2 separate regions of the Homo sapiens genome follow, and region 2 is linked to region 1. Evidence: chromatin loops called from intact Hi-C (ENCODE). Cell type or tissue: heart left ventricle. All regions are shown on one strand.

What was found. Hi-C counts contacts between places; a loop is a spot of excess contacts. Peaks named below come from ENCODE experiments on the same cell type or tissue, not always from the same donor. Only the 100,000 strongest peaks of a DNase experiment are listed, where the experiment ranks them.
Region 2: a loop joins it to region 1, with 2.6 times the contacts of the local background. A loop is called at or near these places in 2 of 110 quality-filtered maps.

What each region holds. Positions count from the first base shown.
Region 1 is chr20:35,009,057-35,017,056 of GRCh38, reverse strand. It overlaps TRPC4AP (transient receptor potential cation channel subfamily C member 4 associated protein), which reads left to right. Exons shown (of 19, transcript NM_015638.3): 10 at 918-1,049; 11 at 3,991-4,049; 12 at 6,769-6,870. Among named protein-coding and RNA genes, the nearest start is that of MIR499B, 23 kb to the right of the region's middle. In heart left ventricle, no CTCF peak of the experiment used is centred here; no DNase peak of the experiment used is centred here.
Region 2 is chr20:34,854,372-34,862,371 of GRCh38, reverse strand. GGT7 (gamma-glutamyltransferase 7) reads left to right here. Exons shown (of 15, transcript NM_178026.3): 4 at 810-927; 5 at 2,051-2,118; 6 at 2,330-2,403; 7 at 2,733-2,929; 8 at 5,479-5,566; 9 at 7,449-7,576; 10 at 7,753-7,841. Among named protein-coding and RNA genes, the nearest start is that of GGT7, 14 kb to the left of the region's middle. In heart left ventricle, no CTCF peak of the experiment used is centred here; no DNase peak of the experiment used is centred here.

The DNA.
Region 1 (8,000 bases):
GTGTAAATTCCTAAAGTGGAATTGCTGGTTTAAAGGGATTATGGATTTGCAATTTTAGAGCTACTGCCAAACACTCTTCCCTGTGCAGGTCATACCAGTGTGCCCTCCCACCAACAGCGTGTGAATGTACCCAATGCCCAAGTCACCAACACGGTCTTATAAAGCTTTGTCATCTTTCCCAGTCTGAAAAAGTGAAAAATCAGAGACATTTGTAGGACTCCTTATAGAGGAATTTCTTTGCCTGTGGCATGAATTGCCAATGTATGTTCTCTGTTTGTCATATTTGGCTTGTGACTTTGCTTGAGTTTTGCCATACAGAATTTTTAAAGGTTTAGGTGGTTGATGTCAACAAGCTTCTTTTTGAGCTTCTAGGTTTATTATAATCCTTCAGAAAGGCTTTTCCAACTCTTAGATCATTTTTTTTTCTTTGCAGAGATTTTTCTAGATCTTAGAGTTTTTTAATAATTGTATCTTACTTTCAGCTGAAATTTATCCTAGTGCAAAGCATGAGGAACATTTTGATGTTAATACGAGGAGACAAATCTTAAGGAATTTGTTTAAGGTTACAAAGTTTGCACATGGTAAAGCTAAGAGTCAAACCCAGGACTCTTGCATCCCAAAGGACTCTTGAATCATATGCAGGACTCTCTGAATCCCAAACTCATGCTTCTGTGATAGGAACTACCGGACATTATGCCTTGTAGGATTATTGTGAGCATTAATGAGCAAAGTTAGAAAGTGGGTTTGTGTGTGCTGGGCATAGGGGATACACGGATGTTTTCTTCAGACCCTGGCCCTCCTTACTGACAGTACTGATACTTGTCCTGAATATCATTATCGTGTGTACTGAGCACGAGGTTTTGCTAGATTTTTCAAGCACATTTGTCTTAATACTTTTTCCTTCCTATCCCATTCAGGTTCACAGAATGATTGCAGAGTTCAAGCTGATCCCTGGACTTAATAATTTGTTTGACAAACTGATTTGGAGGAAGCATTCAGCATCTGCCCTTGTCCTCCATGGTCACAACCAGAACTGTGACTGTAGCCCGGTAAGCAGGAGACCCCCGGGGACAGATGGGGCCTCACTGGCTTGGAGTAGTTGTTTCAAGACCTGCTGCTGACCCTTTGACCTTTTTTCCTTTGGGAGTAGAGCAGAAACTAAAATCATATCTTATAGTCCCCTAATTGGAAGCTACCTTGGAGTAGGATCTGAGTGAACTCCACTCCCCACCCCAACCTATGCAGAAATCCCTTTTAAGATCTTCCTAGGCTGGGCACAGTGACTCAGGCCTGTAATCCCAGCACTTTGGGAGGCCGAGCGGGCAGATCACTTGAGGTCAAGAGTTACAGACCAGCCTGGCCAACATGGTGAAACCCTGTCTCACTAGTGTGAGAGACACTTGCGTCTCTCACTAAAAATACAAAAATTGGCCAGGTATGGTGTTGGGTGCCTGTAATCCCAACTCTTCGGGAGGCTGAGGCACCAGAATTGCTTGAACCCAGGAGGCAGAGGTTGCAGTGAGCTGAGATCACGCCACTGGACTCCAGCCTGCGTAACAAAGTGAGACTGTGTCTCAAAAAAAAAAAAAAAAAAAGTTCCTGCCTGAGGCCCTCTAGCCAACTTCCCCTTGTAATCTCTGTGATAGGGATCTCATTTCACTCCAGGCAGGGGCTGCCCACTGCATGAGCTAGCAGCCTGCTTTTCCTTATTTGCTGTTTTATCCTATTGTAATTTTCATCCACCTATAGAACCGTGCTCCCGGGCGTGGTGGTCACACCCGTAATCCCAGCAGTTTGAAAGGCCAAGGCGGGCAGATCACTTGAGGTCAGGAGTTCGAGACCAGCCTGGCCAACATGGTGAAACCCCGTCTCTACTAAAAATACAAAAATTAGCCAGGCATGTTGGTGGGGCACCTGTAATCCCTGCTACTCAGGAGGCTGAGGTGGGAGAATCACTTGAACCCGGGAGGTAGAGGTTGCAGTGAACTAAGATCAAGCCACTGCACATCCGGCCTGGGTGACAGAGCAAAGACACTGTCTCATACAAAAAAAGGTGGCTTTGGTTTTTTGAGCCCAAGCACTCTCCTTTAGCTTGTGTCTCTCACAGTCCCCTTGAGAGAGCTCTGAACAGGACATTGGAAGGCTTGTTGGAAGAGCTTGAATGAATCACTGAATCTCTGAGCCTCTGTTTTCTTGCAAAAGAAGGATAATACTCTTTCCCCTATTGGCCCCCCGGCTAGTCGGCACCCTGCCTACCAGCATGAGAAGGAAAGTGCTCTGGGACCTAAAAGTGCCACCCAGCCATCGGCCTGGTGCCATGGGGCCCTCTTCTCTTCACTGCACTCTGGGGACTTCCCTCAGCGACCTGTCTTCTGCTTTATCATTTGAGTTTTTAATTTCAAGCAAATATATTTTGCATTTCTAGATGTTCTGTCTGGCTCAATTCGGAAACTGCTTAGCCATGATGTTAATATCTTTTTTCTGCTGCATATTCTGTTTTTAATCATTTTTAAAATACTTTCTTAAGGTCTCTTTCGATTGCTCATGGGGCACTAATGCTTGTGTTTGGGTCTTCAGACCTCAGGGTGGAGTGTTGCCTCGTGTTTTGTAATGTCTGTGGAGCGGCCACCAGAATTGCTTGAACCCAGGAGGCAGAGGTTGCAGTGAGCTGAGATCACGCCACTGCACTCCAGCCTGGGCAACAGAGTGAGACTGTGTCTCAAAAAAAAAAAAAAAAAAAAATTCTGCCTGAGGCCCTCTAGCCACTTCCCCTTGTAATCTCTGTGATGGGGATCTCATTTCACTCCAGGCAGGGAGGGGGCTGCCCACTGCATGAGCTAGCAGCCTGCTTTTCCTTATTTGCTGTTTTATCCTATTGTAATTTTCATCCACCTATAGAAACGTGCTCCCGGGCATGGTGGCTCACACCCGTAATCCCAGCACTTTGAGAGGCCAAGGCGGGCAGATCACTTGAGGTCAGTGGGGTTAGTTTCCCCCTTGGATACCTGTGTAGCCTCAGCCCTGGAGGCATTTCTACAGGGCACTTTTGCTTTTGTCTGGCAGCTGTCCCAGGGCCAGTTTTCTTATTTAATGTCTTGGCCCTACTGCCCCAGTCGTATGAGCCCAGGGTTTCTGCTGCTCTTGGGAGGGCCCCCTTCACCCACCAGCAGCACCATGGCAGAGCCAGGCTCCCTGGGCTGGTGGGTCAGGCCTTTCTAACCCTTCTTTCACCAAGTGTACATGCTCCCCAGGCTTTACTGGGACCTGACACCCTGTCTAGTCCCTGCAGGGCATTAAAACCCAAGCCTTAGTGTGACTAGGTCTTGTCTCCACCTCTCCACACTGCCCACAGCTGCTGAGTATCAGTTCCTTGGCTCACTATTCCAAACTCCTCGGTCCTTTCTTCATTTCTAACTCCTATGGACTTCCCCCGCTCCTCCCCACACGTGTTGTTTTGTTTGTTGGTTGGTTGGATTTTTGGGACAGAGTCTCCATCACCCAGGCTGGAGTGCAGTCAGTGGTGCGATCTCGGCTCACTGCAACTTCCGCCTCCCAGGTTCAAGTGATTCTCCTGCCTCAGCCTCCTGAGTAGCCAGAATTACAGGCGCAGCAACTATGCCTGGCTAATTTTTGTATTTTTAGTAGAGACAGGGTTTGCCATGTTGCCCAGGCTGGTCTCAAGCTCCTGACCTCAAGCGATCTGCCCGCCTCGGCCTCCCAAAGTGCTGTGATTACAGGTGTAACCACCACGCCCCGCCTTATTTTTTATTGAGTGTGATGGCATGTTTTTAGCAGGAAGGGGGCCACATTAGCTTAATCTGCTGTTGATCAGATGTGGAAGTGAACAGATGGTTTTCTAACTAAAGAAAAGTCCTCATGGTACATGAGGACAGAGGCTTAGAGAAGCAGGCTCCCACCAGAGTGTCTGCTTGTGTTATTTTGGAACCTTGTGGCTGTGGTCCTAACATTGAGGCTGTGCATGTGTTTCAGGACATCACCTTGAAGATACAGTTTTTGAGGCTTCTTCAGAGCTTCAGTGACCACCACGAGTAAGTACAAGAGTGTCCCTGCAAGGAGAGTTGTTGGGCTGTCTTCGGAAGGCCTCGATCTCCTTGTCTGGTCCCTGACCTCAGCTCGAGAGGAGGCCCTGGAGCTGGTGGAAGCCCACTGTCCCCTCAGTGTTAGCAGGTGTGACACTGCAGTCGGACCTCCCGTCTTTCCAGACTTCCTTATGGCAGGCACTGCCCCAAGCTTTCTTCTAACCCTCATAGCCACCCCAGGAACTGAGTATGGAAGTCGTTGGCCCCTTACTACCTTTGGAATCAATGGATTTCTCAACCTACTGCCCCTCTAAAGCAAGAGTGGACAGCGTGGCTATTCCCAGGGGCCGGCAGGAACTTCAGACAGGCAAAGCCGACTGCTTACTGAGCAGCTGGAGGATTCTTCCCTCCACAAGGAGGTGTGCTCCCATTTTTCTTGAAAGACATTCTGCGCTCATTTATTTTTTAACCTTCGATGGAGAATGTACAAGGAAAATTACTCTCTGCTGTAAGGAAAACAGTGCAGGAAGGGGGTGACTAGCAGCTGACCCTTGACCTTGGCATTGGGGAGGTGATGTGGGGACCTTAGTGAACAAGAATTTCAGTGAGCTCAGCTCCAGCCAGCTGCGTGTGCACAGGAAACTGGGCCCACTGTTGCATAACTTCTGATTTTTTCTGCCAAGCAAAGGCAGAAATTAAGATTTATGTGAAAGGTCCTGATTTTAAATGTTGGTTTAAATATTTTAAAAACCTTGCATTTGAGCTAACAGAACATGCCTGGAGACAGCTGTGGCCCCAGGGCACCTCCATCATATGCACCCATCCTCTGTGAGAGGTTTTCCGGCTGAAAGCCATAGAAGGGCTCCAGGAAGCATGTTAACCTTCTGAAAAATGGCACCACATATGTTATGGAACTGTGCTGTTTTCCCTGAGGAAGTGAGTCTCTGGCTTTCATCAGACTCTTCAGTCTGAGTACTCTGTGGGATATCAGGATGAATGCAAACAGCCATGGCCCCTGCTCTCATGAAGGGCAGAGTCTGAAAACAGAGACAGTTGTTCATCCAAGGATTCCACCGTTGAGCATTAGTGATAAGTGGAGATGGTATTCAGGAGGAGAGGAACGGGGTCTGTGAGAGACATTTGACAGGGTCCAGGACTGGCCAGAGGACACTCAGGAACTCTCCCCTGCAGAAGTGGCTTGCCAGCCAAGACCTGAAGTGTCAGCTTGTAGTGAATTGAGTGAACAGGCATGTGAGAGGGTGTGTGTTCTAGCCAGAAGCCCCTGAACGAGGGAAGACCATTGTGGCCAGCTGATGGGAGTGATGTGGGCTTGGCTCTGGGCTGGGCTGCACAGGACGTTGTGGGTCACAGTCACAGGGTGTTGTGGGTCACAGTCACAGGCCTGGATTTTATATACAGATGGTCCACTTAGAATTTTTCAACTTCACAATGGTACAGAAGTAGAATTTTGAATTTTGATCTTTTCCTGGGCTCATGATAAACAGTTCAATACTCTTGCAATGCTGGGCACTGAGCTGCAGCTGCAGCTCAGAATGTATTTCAAGAAAAATGGTGACCAGCTACACGATCACCAAGGTAGACAACCAGTACTCTGTGCTGTGCCTGCCGTGTTGCCAGTGATTATGGCCAACTGTAGGCTGAAGTCAGTGTTCTGAGCACATTCCAGGTAGGCTAGGCTAAGCTAGGAGGTTCAGTGGGTTAGATATATTAAATGTGTTTTCTTTCTTTTTCTTTTTTTCAAGACGGAATCTTGCTCTATTGCCCAGGCTGGAGTGCAGTGGCATGATCTTGGCTCACTGCAACCTCCACCTTCTGGGTTCAAGCAATTCTACCTCAGCCTCCTGAGTAGCTAGGATTATAGGCGTGTGCCACCACGCCCAGCTAATTTTTTATATTTTTAGTAGAGATGGGGTTTCGCCACGTTGGCCAGGCTGGTCTCGAACTCCTGACCTCGTGATCCACCCGCCTGGACCTTCCAAAGTGCTGGGATTACAGACGTGAACCACCGCGCCCGGCCTCAATATGTTTTCAACTTAACGGCATTTTCAAATACGATGGGTTTATCAGGACATAACCTCCTCCTAAGTCAGGAAATGTCTGTTCTAAATGCAGTGGGAAGCTGTGGAAGTGTTTTCACCGGGAGTGACAGGATCAGAGTCCTGATTCTGAAGATCACTTTTGGCACCGTGTGATGACTCAGTTCCTGTGGGATACCTTTTAGTAAAGGGAGCTGGTGTCCTGGGAACACAGGACCCAGCAGTGACAGGCCTGGATGGCAAGTCGGGGGAAGTGTCACAGTTAACCAGGCCTCTGTGTGATGTGTGACCGTGGTGCTTGGTGGGACTGCTGCAGCAGGGCCAGGCTTGAGTGTGATTGGACCTGTTGAGGTGTTGGTGCCTTTGAGAAAACAAGTGGAAATGTAGGCAAAGAGAAAGGCCCAGAGCTGCTGAGGGAAGGGGCCTTGTCGATGAATGTGGCAGGCAGGGGTCGGGGATGGGGGTGGGGCCAGGGAGAGATTCCACTGCCTGAGAGCCCAGAGTTCCCTCCTGCAGGTGCTGGCTGGAGTGAGAGGTGCTAGAGGAAAGTGCCTGGTGGCTTCTCAGATTCTGTCCACAGGAAGTGGGCAGGAGACTCCCTACACTAGCCTGGTGCTGACCCAGCAGCCCCAGTTCCTGTCCTTTACCTCCTCCAACCCATTTTGTTTCAGGAACAAGTACTTGTTACTCAACAACCAGGAGCTGAATGAACTCAGTGCCATCTCTCTCAAGGCCAACATCCCTGAGGTGGAAGCTGTCCTCAACACCGACAGGTGAGTGCAGGGGTGCAGCTTTTCCCTCAGCCCATCCCGGCTGCCCACGTTCCCCGGGGGCTCACCGGTGAGCACATCCAGGTATGCACGCGTGTCCTCTCTCACATGCAGCTACAGTGTCCTGAGGGCTCCTGTGTGCCAGGCATTGTATTCATGTCACCTGCATTTTCTCATTGGAGCCTCACAGCAGCCCTAGGAGGGGAGCCCCATCAGTACCTGCACTTGACAGATGAGGTGAGCCTCAGAGAGGTCACCTGCCAGAAGTCATGTGTGCTCCGCACTGCCCCACCGCCTTGTCTCGTGCATTCAGCCCCTTTGCTTATGTGCTCCTTTCTTGCCTGGTGGCATCTGCAGCCAAGCAGGACAGACAGAAGCCTCTTACCTGCTGCCAAGTGTTAGGTTGCATTACCTGGGTTAGGTTTGCCTCACCTGGAGCCAGGCAGTGGGGGGCTAGTCTCACAGGCGTCAGAATACAGTGGACTTTATCCAACAAGAGCCATGATTTCCCAACCTTTTTTGTTTGTTTGTTTTGTTTTGTTTTTTAGACACAAGGTCTTGCTCTTTCTCTCAGGCTGCAGAGCAGTGGTGTTATAGCTCACTGCAGCCACAAACTTCTGAGCTCAAGTGATTCTCCTGCCTCAGCCGCCCGAGTAGCTGGGACTACAGGTGTGCGCCACCATTCCCAGCTAGTGTTTTTACTTTTTTTTTGTAGAGATGGGGTCTCACTATGTTGCCCAGGCTGGTCTCGAACTCCTGGCCTCAAGTGAGCCTCCCAAAGTCCAGGGATTACAGGTGTGAACCACCTCTCCTGGCCTCCCAATCTTTTTTTTCTAAGGTAGCAGAACTCTTCATTCAAATAAAATTGTACCCAGTCCTGCCCTGATGTCTGCAGTGGATCACAGCAGAGCTGCTCTGTTTGAAGGGCCCAGACCCCTGCGTGCCTGGCCGTCTTCCTTCCCCCATGACGGGGCCAGAGTCATTTCCTCATCTCCTGCCTTTGCTTCATAGACTGGGAAGCTGAGGCTTGGAGTTGTGGACACTTGCCCAAGGCCAGCTGGAAGTGAACCTCAGGCACGGAGTACGCTGGGCCTCACCCTATTGGCAGAGTCTTTCCCCATCTGGCAGACTGG
Region 2 (8,000 bases), 150 kb after region 1:
AGACTGGTTTGGTTTAGACACTGAACTGTCTTAAAATTTTGTTTGCTTTTGTTAAAAAGTTGAGAATTTTCATAAAAATCCAGATTTCCAACATCTCTTGAACAATCGGGAAATCCGATAACAACTTGGGCCCGCATTCTCACATGGCTGAAGTTACCTGGCGTGGAATAGAAGCTGCTTCCCATGATGGGCATGCACTGTCCAGTTTGCCGTAGTTTCTACCACTTCCTCTTCTCTGTCCTGCTTGCCTTAGTTTGTCATTTGGCTGTGGGCATTTAAGTTTGCAGCCCCCATCTTAGACGTAAATAAGCTACAGAAAAGGAACAAGCTGACAAAGTTCCTATCTTGGCTCCTGTAAGACCAGCTCTCCAAGCCGTACCAAAGAAATTCCTCTTTTGGTTTTGCATGTTCTATCCTTACATAATCCAGTCCTGGGGGAGGGGCAAGGGACATACCAAGTAGACAGGTGCAGGAAGCTGGCAGGGGTCCAGCTCTGGTCCAGGGTGGGGGCATGGGGCAGAACATCCTGTTCTGCCAGTCTCTGGGCTTTTCCTAATCAGGGATTAAAGTCTCCAGTGACAGGATAGAAGAGGTCCATGGACCCTGGGTCTCCAACCCTCTTGGTTTTGCTCCCATCCTCTTAGGGTGGCTGAGTCTGTGAATCCATGCTGGGGAGGGAGCTCAGACACCTGACCCCAAATGAAAAACTGAGCCTACAGCTCTCACCACTGGGGGTGGAGGGGCAGCAGATTCATTGTACAGAGGGGTAGCATGTTATCATCACACTTCCCCTTCTGTGTCTCTCCCAGTGGGGGCGTGATGCTGGTACATGACATCCGACGAAATGAGAGCCACCTAATTGATTTCCGGGAGTCCGCACCAGGGGCCCTCAGGGAAGAGACCCTGCAAAGATCCTGGGAGACCAAGGTGGGGACCCTGGTGAGAAGAGAGAGTTCAGGGGAGTCTCTCTTCATTGCCCTTCTGCTAACCCAAGCATTAATTTGCTAAGTATTTACCAGGGGAGTGGGAAAAAGAGTTGAGCAGGATTCTCTTAGGCTATGAGAGAGTCAGGCAGCCCCCAAGATAAAATAATGAACTAGAAAATCTGGAACCTTACTTCTCTGGGAATCTTACCTATCTGGCACGTGGGAAGGAAGAAAAAAGGCTACTGAGTACCCTGAAATGTCACGAAGTTGATGCAATGAAACTCACACATCTCACTCTGAGCCAGTTGACTATAACTTTCCCAGCCCTTGATATATTGGAAGATTAGAGGGGAATTGCCAGAAGTAAACCAACTGTCTGCTGAAAGAAAAAGAAGATATCGAATAACTTGGAAAAATGGGTACTTAGTGCGGTGGCAAAAGCCAAACACACCCCTGAGTCTTCAGAGCTCAGAGTAATGGTGGGGTGAAACTGAATAGGTTAAATGAAGGTCCTTTGTCCACCGTTTTAAAAGGTAGGGTTGCCTGGGCACAGTGGCTCACACCTGTAATCCCAACACTCTGGGAAGCCAAGGCAGGAGGATTGCTTGAGGCCAGGAGTTTGAGACCAGCCTGAGTGACATAGTGAGACTTTGTCTCTACAAAAAATGCTTTGAAATTAGCCAGGCACAGTAGCATGCACCAAGGATCGCTTGACTTGAGCCCAGGAGTTGGAGGCCACAGTGAGCTATGACTATGCCACTGTACTCCAGCCTGGGTAACAGGAAAAAAAAAAAAAAAAAAAAAAAAAGGCAGGGGTTGGTGAAATCCAATGTAGACAGGTGTCTTTCTACACTGGTTATGTCCTGGCTCTTAAAAGAGTTTTGCTTAATTTATAAATCCCCCAACTACGGCAGCTAAAAGAGGCCTTTCTGCATTTGCTGATAGGAAGTCAGGGAGATGGGAGGGGTGCCTGCTTGGGAAAGCTTGTCCCTCCCCTGGGATACTTGGCCTGTGTCTCTCCCCTGTGCCAGCCATCCCTGGCTTGGGGCTCTGCGGAGTTCAGCCCAGCACCCCCCTTCCAGTGACCTGGTCTCCTCTCTCCCTCGCCTACCCGCCTTGCCCAGCCTGGGCTCTTGGTGGGGGTTCCCGGAATGGTGAAGGGGCTACATGAAGCTCACCAGCTCTATGGCAGGTAACAACCCTCCCCCTGGGGACCAGGGACCCCCGTTTGCATCTCTCCTTGGGTGGCCTTCTCCTACTTCCCTGGATTCTTCCTTTCCCAACTCCCCCTCCTAATATCCCCTTCCCTTGCCAGGACTCTCCTTCCCAGGAACCCCCCTCCCCCCGGACCCCTCCTCATTCCCCCAGGACCTCCTCCACCCCCTGCTCTCCGGCCCCCCCAGGCTGCCATGGTCCCAAGTCCTGGCCTTTGCAGCAGCTGTGGCCCAAGATGGCTTCAACGTGACTCATGATCTAGGTCAGTGGGGCCTGGGGATTTGGGAGAGACATGAGGTTGATGGAGAAGGGTAGAATCTTTGAGATTTGGAGCCCAAGCCAGAGAGGCCCTCTCTTCCAGTTTGCTCCTCAGACCCCCTCCCCACCTTATCCCACCCTCACCTGGAGGCGGCCTCAAACGAGGGGGTCTGGGAAGGGCCCTTAGACATCCCTGCCTCGCACTTAACAGGCTCCTGGGGGTCAGGGCACTTAGGGTGGGCCACTCAGCCCCCATCTACCCCATCTATTGCGCGTCTCATCCGGTCCAGTCCTGGCGTCCCGCCCTGCCCAGCCTCCCGTCCCTGCCCCTAGCCCGTGCCCTGGCTGAACAGCTGCCACCCAACATGTCCGAGCGCTTCCGGGAGACGTTCCTGCCATCGGGCCGCCCGCCACTACCTGGCTCGTTGCTGCATCGGCCCGACCTGGCTGAGGTGCTGGATGTACTTGGCACCTCCGGCCCGGCTGCCTTCTACGCAGGTGGCAACCTCACACTGGAGATGGTGGCCGAGGTAAGTGCTCGTGTTGTGCGGGTGGGGGCATGCCCCAAGGTCCCTATTGCAGGACATCCGCGTCCGCATTTTTTCCTTCCTTCCCTCCCTCCCTCCCTTTCTTTCTATATTATTTACTGTGGATTATGTTCATTTGAAATTCTAGAATAGTCAAAACTAACCTCTAGTGACAGAAATCAGATCAGTGGTTGGTGGGGCTGGGAGGAGCTGACTGGGATATGACATGAAAAACCTCCTGGGATGATGGAAGTGTTGTCTTTTTTTTTTTTTTATGAGACGGAGTCCTGCTGTGTCACCCTGGCTGGAGTGCAGTGGTGCGATCTTGGCTCACTGCAACCTCCGCCTCCCAGGTTCAAGTGAGTCTCCTGCCTCAGCCTCCCGAGTAACTGGGATTACAGGTGTGCACCACCACACCCAGCTAATTTTGTATTTTTAGTAGAGATGAGGTTTCACCATGTTGGCCAGGCTGGTCTCGAACTCCTGACCTCAAGAGATCCACCTGTCCTGGCCTCCCAAAGTGCTGGGATTACAGGTGTGAGCCCCCATGCCTAGCCAGAAGTGTTCTGTCTTGATTCAGAGGTACCTTTGGGCTTCTCAGGGGTGATGCCAGCCTGTGCAGGGGCTTGTCATGTCCCTCCCAGGCCTGGTGGAGACCCAGTATCGGCCTCAGCTTCCCTAAGCTCACAATCCTTCCCTGCTTTTGGGTTTTCTAGGGACTGAGGGAAGCACCTCTTTCATTGTTGAGTATCAAGACTGGGGAGATTGACACAGAAGTTTACCATCCAATCCCAAAGAGTCCCAGTCTCAGGCAGTAACAGATGTGAGAACTGTCATTAATAGTGCAAAAGTCCTAATGGAAAATTAAGTTCATGGTAAGGATGCATAGACCAACTCAGTGGTTCTCTCATCTGAGCAATGGGGATGATTATATCTGTCTCTGCCATACAGTTGTGGGAATTAAATAGGTCTGTTATTCATTCAACATTCACAGAGTGCCTGCTCTGTGCCAAGCCCTATGCTGGGCACTGGATGTGGCGATAGACTCAAACAGACTTAACTGGAAAGTCCAGGAGATTACTGGCTTTAGATTCTTCTGTGTCCAGATTATCAATCCACTGTGTTAGGATTTGCTCTCCCTCTTTCTCTTTCTCTCTCTCTCAACTCTACTTTCCTTTGTTTGGATTCACTCTCAGATCCTTTCCACCTGCTCCCCACCAGCCCATATCAGGCCATCCTTCCAGCAAGCTATCCCAGAGAAAGAGCATTTTTCCTTCCCAGTAGTTCCAGCAAAAGCCTCCAGGTTGTGTCTTATTAGCTCATCATAGGTTTCATGACTATTCCCAAATCAATCACTGTGGCACAGAAGGGAATGCCCCAATTGGCCAGGCCTGGGTTGTGTGCCCTTTCCTGGAGGTGGCAAAGGGAATGCAGGAGATTGTAACAAAGACCATCAGATCTTTGATAAAAAGAAACCCAAAGTTGAGTTTATTAACTTGCCAGAAAAAGGAACTCAAGAATTCAAATGGGCCAGGCCATGGTGGCTCATGCCTGTAATCCCCACTTTGGGAGGCCAAGATGGGTGGATCACTTGAGCTCAGGAGTTTGAGACCAGCCTGGGCAACATAGTGAGACCCCATCTCTACAAAACATACAAACATTAGCCAGGTGTGGTGGCATGTGCCTGTAGTCCCAGCTACTCAGGAGGCTGAGGCAGGAGGATCATCTGAGCCTGGGAAGGTTGAGGCTACAGTGAGCCATGATCGTGCCACTGCATTCCAGCCTGGGCGACAGAATGAGACCCTGCCTCAAAAAAAAAAAAAAAAAAAATCAATGTGTAATTCTCTGAAGATAGATAACTCAAGGGTTTCAAGTACTATAAGGTACAAAAAAGGAAAGGATTCAGAGTGGTTATGCTAATTTAGGGTTGACAGCACACTGGATAGGATGGAATGAGCCCATTGGTTTGTACAAGATTGGTTCATTGGTCAATAATGAGGGCTTGGTTATGTCCAATAAGGGTCAGTCCTTCTAGGATCACTCAAAGTCATGGTTTTCTAGTGGCTTTAGTTGGTTGTGGTGAGATGCAGCATTCAGTTTTGGTATCTCCTAGGCAAGTGTGCCATAAGTAGAAAACCTTCCTTTTACATAGGCAGAGAGAGCAGCAGGTACAAAGACACGAAGGCATGAGTTCAGGAACTGCAGGTCACTCTGCAGCTGCATAGAGCTCACTGGGGAACAGCAGGACATGAGGTGGGAGGGGTAGGCTGGGGCCAGATCACAAAAAGTCTTGAATGGCAAGCTAAGGAGGTCATTCATGGAATGTACCCAGTGTGATGCCTGGCACATGATAGGTGCTCAATGTTAGTGCTTTTCCCCCTTCCTTTTTCCTGAGGTGTCTAGGGATAATGGGGTCTCTAAAGGCCACGATGGGGGTTGCAGAAGGCACAGAAGTTATAAACAGCTGATCTGTCTGTGATCCAAACGTGTTATAGGCCAAAACCACCATGTCACAGTGGTGGGAGGTCATTCCCTCATTCTCTTCCCTCCAGGCTCAGCACGCAGGGGGTGTCATAACCGAAGAGGACTTCAGCAATTACAGCGCCCTTGTGGAGAAGCCTGTGTGTGGCGTGTACAGAGGTGACCTCTCCCCCGGCTCCCAGGGTCCCCCCTCAGGAGAAGCCTCCCAGTCCATGGCCACATCGTTTTGGCCTAGAGACTCCTCTCCATTTCACAGGAGAGAAACTAAGGCAGTGAGCTACCTGGGCAGTCAACTGTTGAAGCAAACCAGAGTCAGCCCACCTTCTGAAAAGTAGCTGTGGGGTCAGTTACCCCAAGTATTTAGGATATTGGGGGGTGGACCTGGTCAAAGGGTCCAACCTGGAAGTTGGGGTTCTGGCCATAGGTTTTCTTGATTTGGGCTCTGTGTTGCCTCTGCCCTTTCCCCAGCAGCGCTGTCACTGCCCTGTACTTCCTAAGAATTTTTAAGACAAAGTCCATCCAAGCTTCACAGTAGAATGAACCTTTCAAGACAGTCATAGACCCAGCTCCTCATAGTGCCAAAAAGAAATTGAGGCCCGAGGAGGGAATATAACAACTGGCCAAACTCAAGAAAACCAACAGGGAACCCAGAAAACCAAGCTTATGACATGGGTGGGGTCCATGTTTACTGAACCCAAGGTGGTAGGTGCTGGATTTCTCAGAAGATTCTCAGGTTCTTTCCCTTCTAGGAGAGCCAGATCACATCAAGCCCCAGGAAAGGGTTTCTCTGAGTTCAACTTTCCAGGCCTCAATCTCCAACCTGATTCCTCTGCCAGAGGCAGTGGAATATGAAGCAATGGAAAGAGCCTATCAGCTGGGTGCAGTGGCTCAGGCCTATAACCCCAGCACATTGGGAGGCTGAGGCAGGAGGATCACTTGAGCCCAGGAGTTCATGACCAGCCTGGGCAACATAGTGAGACACCGTCTCTATAAAAAATTTAAAAATTACCCAGGCGTGGTGGTGTACCTATAGTCCTAGCTACTCAGGAGGTTGAGATGGGAGGATTGCTTGAGCCTGGGAGGTCAAGGCTGCAGTAAGCATGATTGTGCCACTGCACTACAGCCTGGGTGACAGAGTGAGACCATTATCACACACACACACACACACACACACAGAAAAGAAAAAAGAACAAGCGTAGCGTTGGAGCTAGGAAGACCTGGGTTTGAGTACCAACTGTGCCATTTACCTTGAACAAGCTACTTCCCACTCTGAGCCTTGGTTCCCTCCTTAAAATGGAAATAATAATAGTGCCTACATCTTAGGATGCCCATAAGGATTTGATGAGATGATGTAGGAAGTTGCCCTGATCAGAGCATGCACTGAATATAGATTTTCCATTTCCCCTTCCCAGCCTGGGTTGTCTCAACAATGCTAGTACCTTGAGTGCTCTGGATTCCCCTTGTCTCTCTGTACCACAGTTTCTGGACCTATCAAATATGTGTGATAACAGTAGCCACAGTGAGGACTAAATGAGTTAATGTTAGTGTTATGCATCAGCTATTATTCCTTTGATGTCCAAACATCTAGTAACAGAATAGGAAGAGAAGGTTGCTGCTGCCAAGAAGTTTGGGGCTGGATGAGACCATCAGGAGTCATGGATAATATCCTGGCCTATGGGAGAGCTAAAAGGAGACACATGACAGGCCAGGAATATGAACATCTGGTCACCTGTTTCTGCTGTGCTCTGCTGATAGCCTGCAGTGTGACTCTGGGCAAGCCACAGCCCTCTTGAGCCTTAGTTTTCTCAAATGGCAGAGGAAACTGAAGACCAGTGTTCTGAGTTCAAGTCCTGGCCCTGCCCTTGACTTGCCATGTGAACTTGAATGAGTCTCTTTGCCTCTCAATGTTTCAGTTTCCCCATCTGGTGAGGGAGTTCAGCGCAGTGGTCTCAGTGTGTGATGGTGGAATGTGGAGATGGGATGTGGGATGTGAAGGTGCCTTGACCCCTACCCTGCCATCAGTCACTTCCTGTCCTTTCAGGCCACCTGGTTCTTAGTCCCCCACCTCCGCACACGGGCCCTGCCCTCATCAGTGCTCTCAACATCCTGGAGGGCTTCAATCTCACCAGCCTGGTATCCCGAGAACAGGCTCTTCACTGGGTGGCAGAGGTAAGGCTGACCCGTCTGCCTTTCCCTGGATTTAAGGATATTAGGAGTGGGGAGATTGGGTACTGCCATAGGGCAGGACTAAATCCCCTCCAAGTTTTCTCACACACGAAAGTCCACTGGGTGTGGGTTCTGGGAGGGGCCTGGCAGCCTCTTCCATATCCCTGCTGTATTTTCAGACCCTGAAGATTGCATTAGCCCTGGCCAGCAGACTGGGAGATCCCGTCTATGATTCTACCATCACTGAGAGCATGGATGACATGCTCAGGTGGGTCTTGGGCAGGACCTGGGGGCTACAGAGGCAGCGGTGGGTGTGGGGAAAGGGTCAGGAGAAAAGCAGCTGGTATAGCAATAAAGGCCTGAAATCCTAAGTCAATTTCAGCTCAACCCCAACTCACAACGTGACACTGGGTGCCTCTCCCTGCAC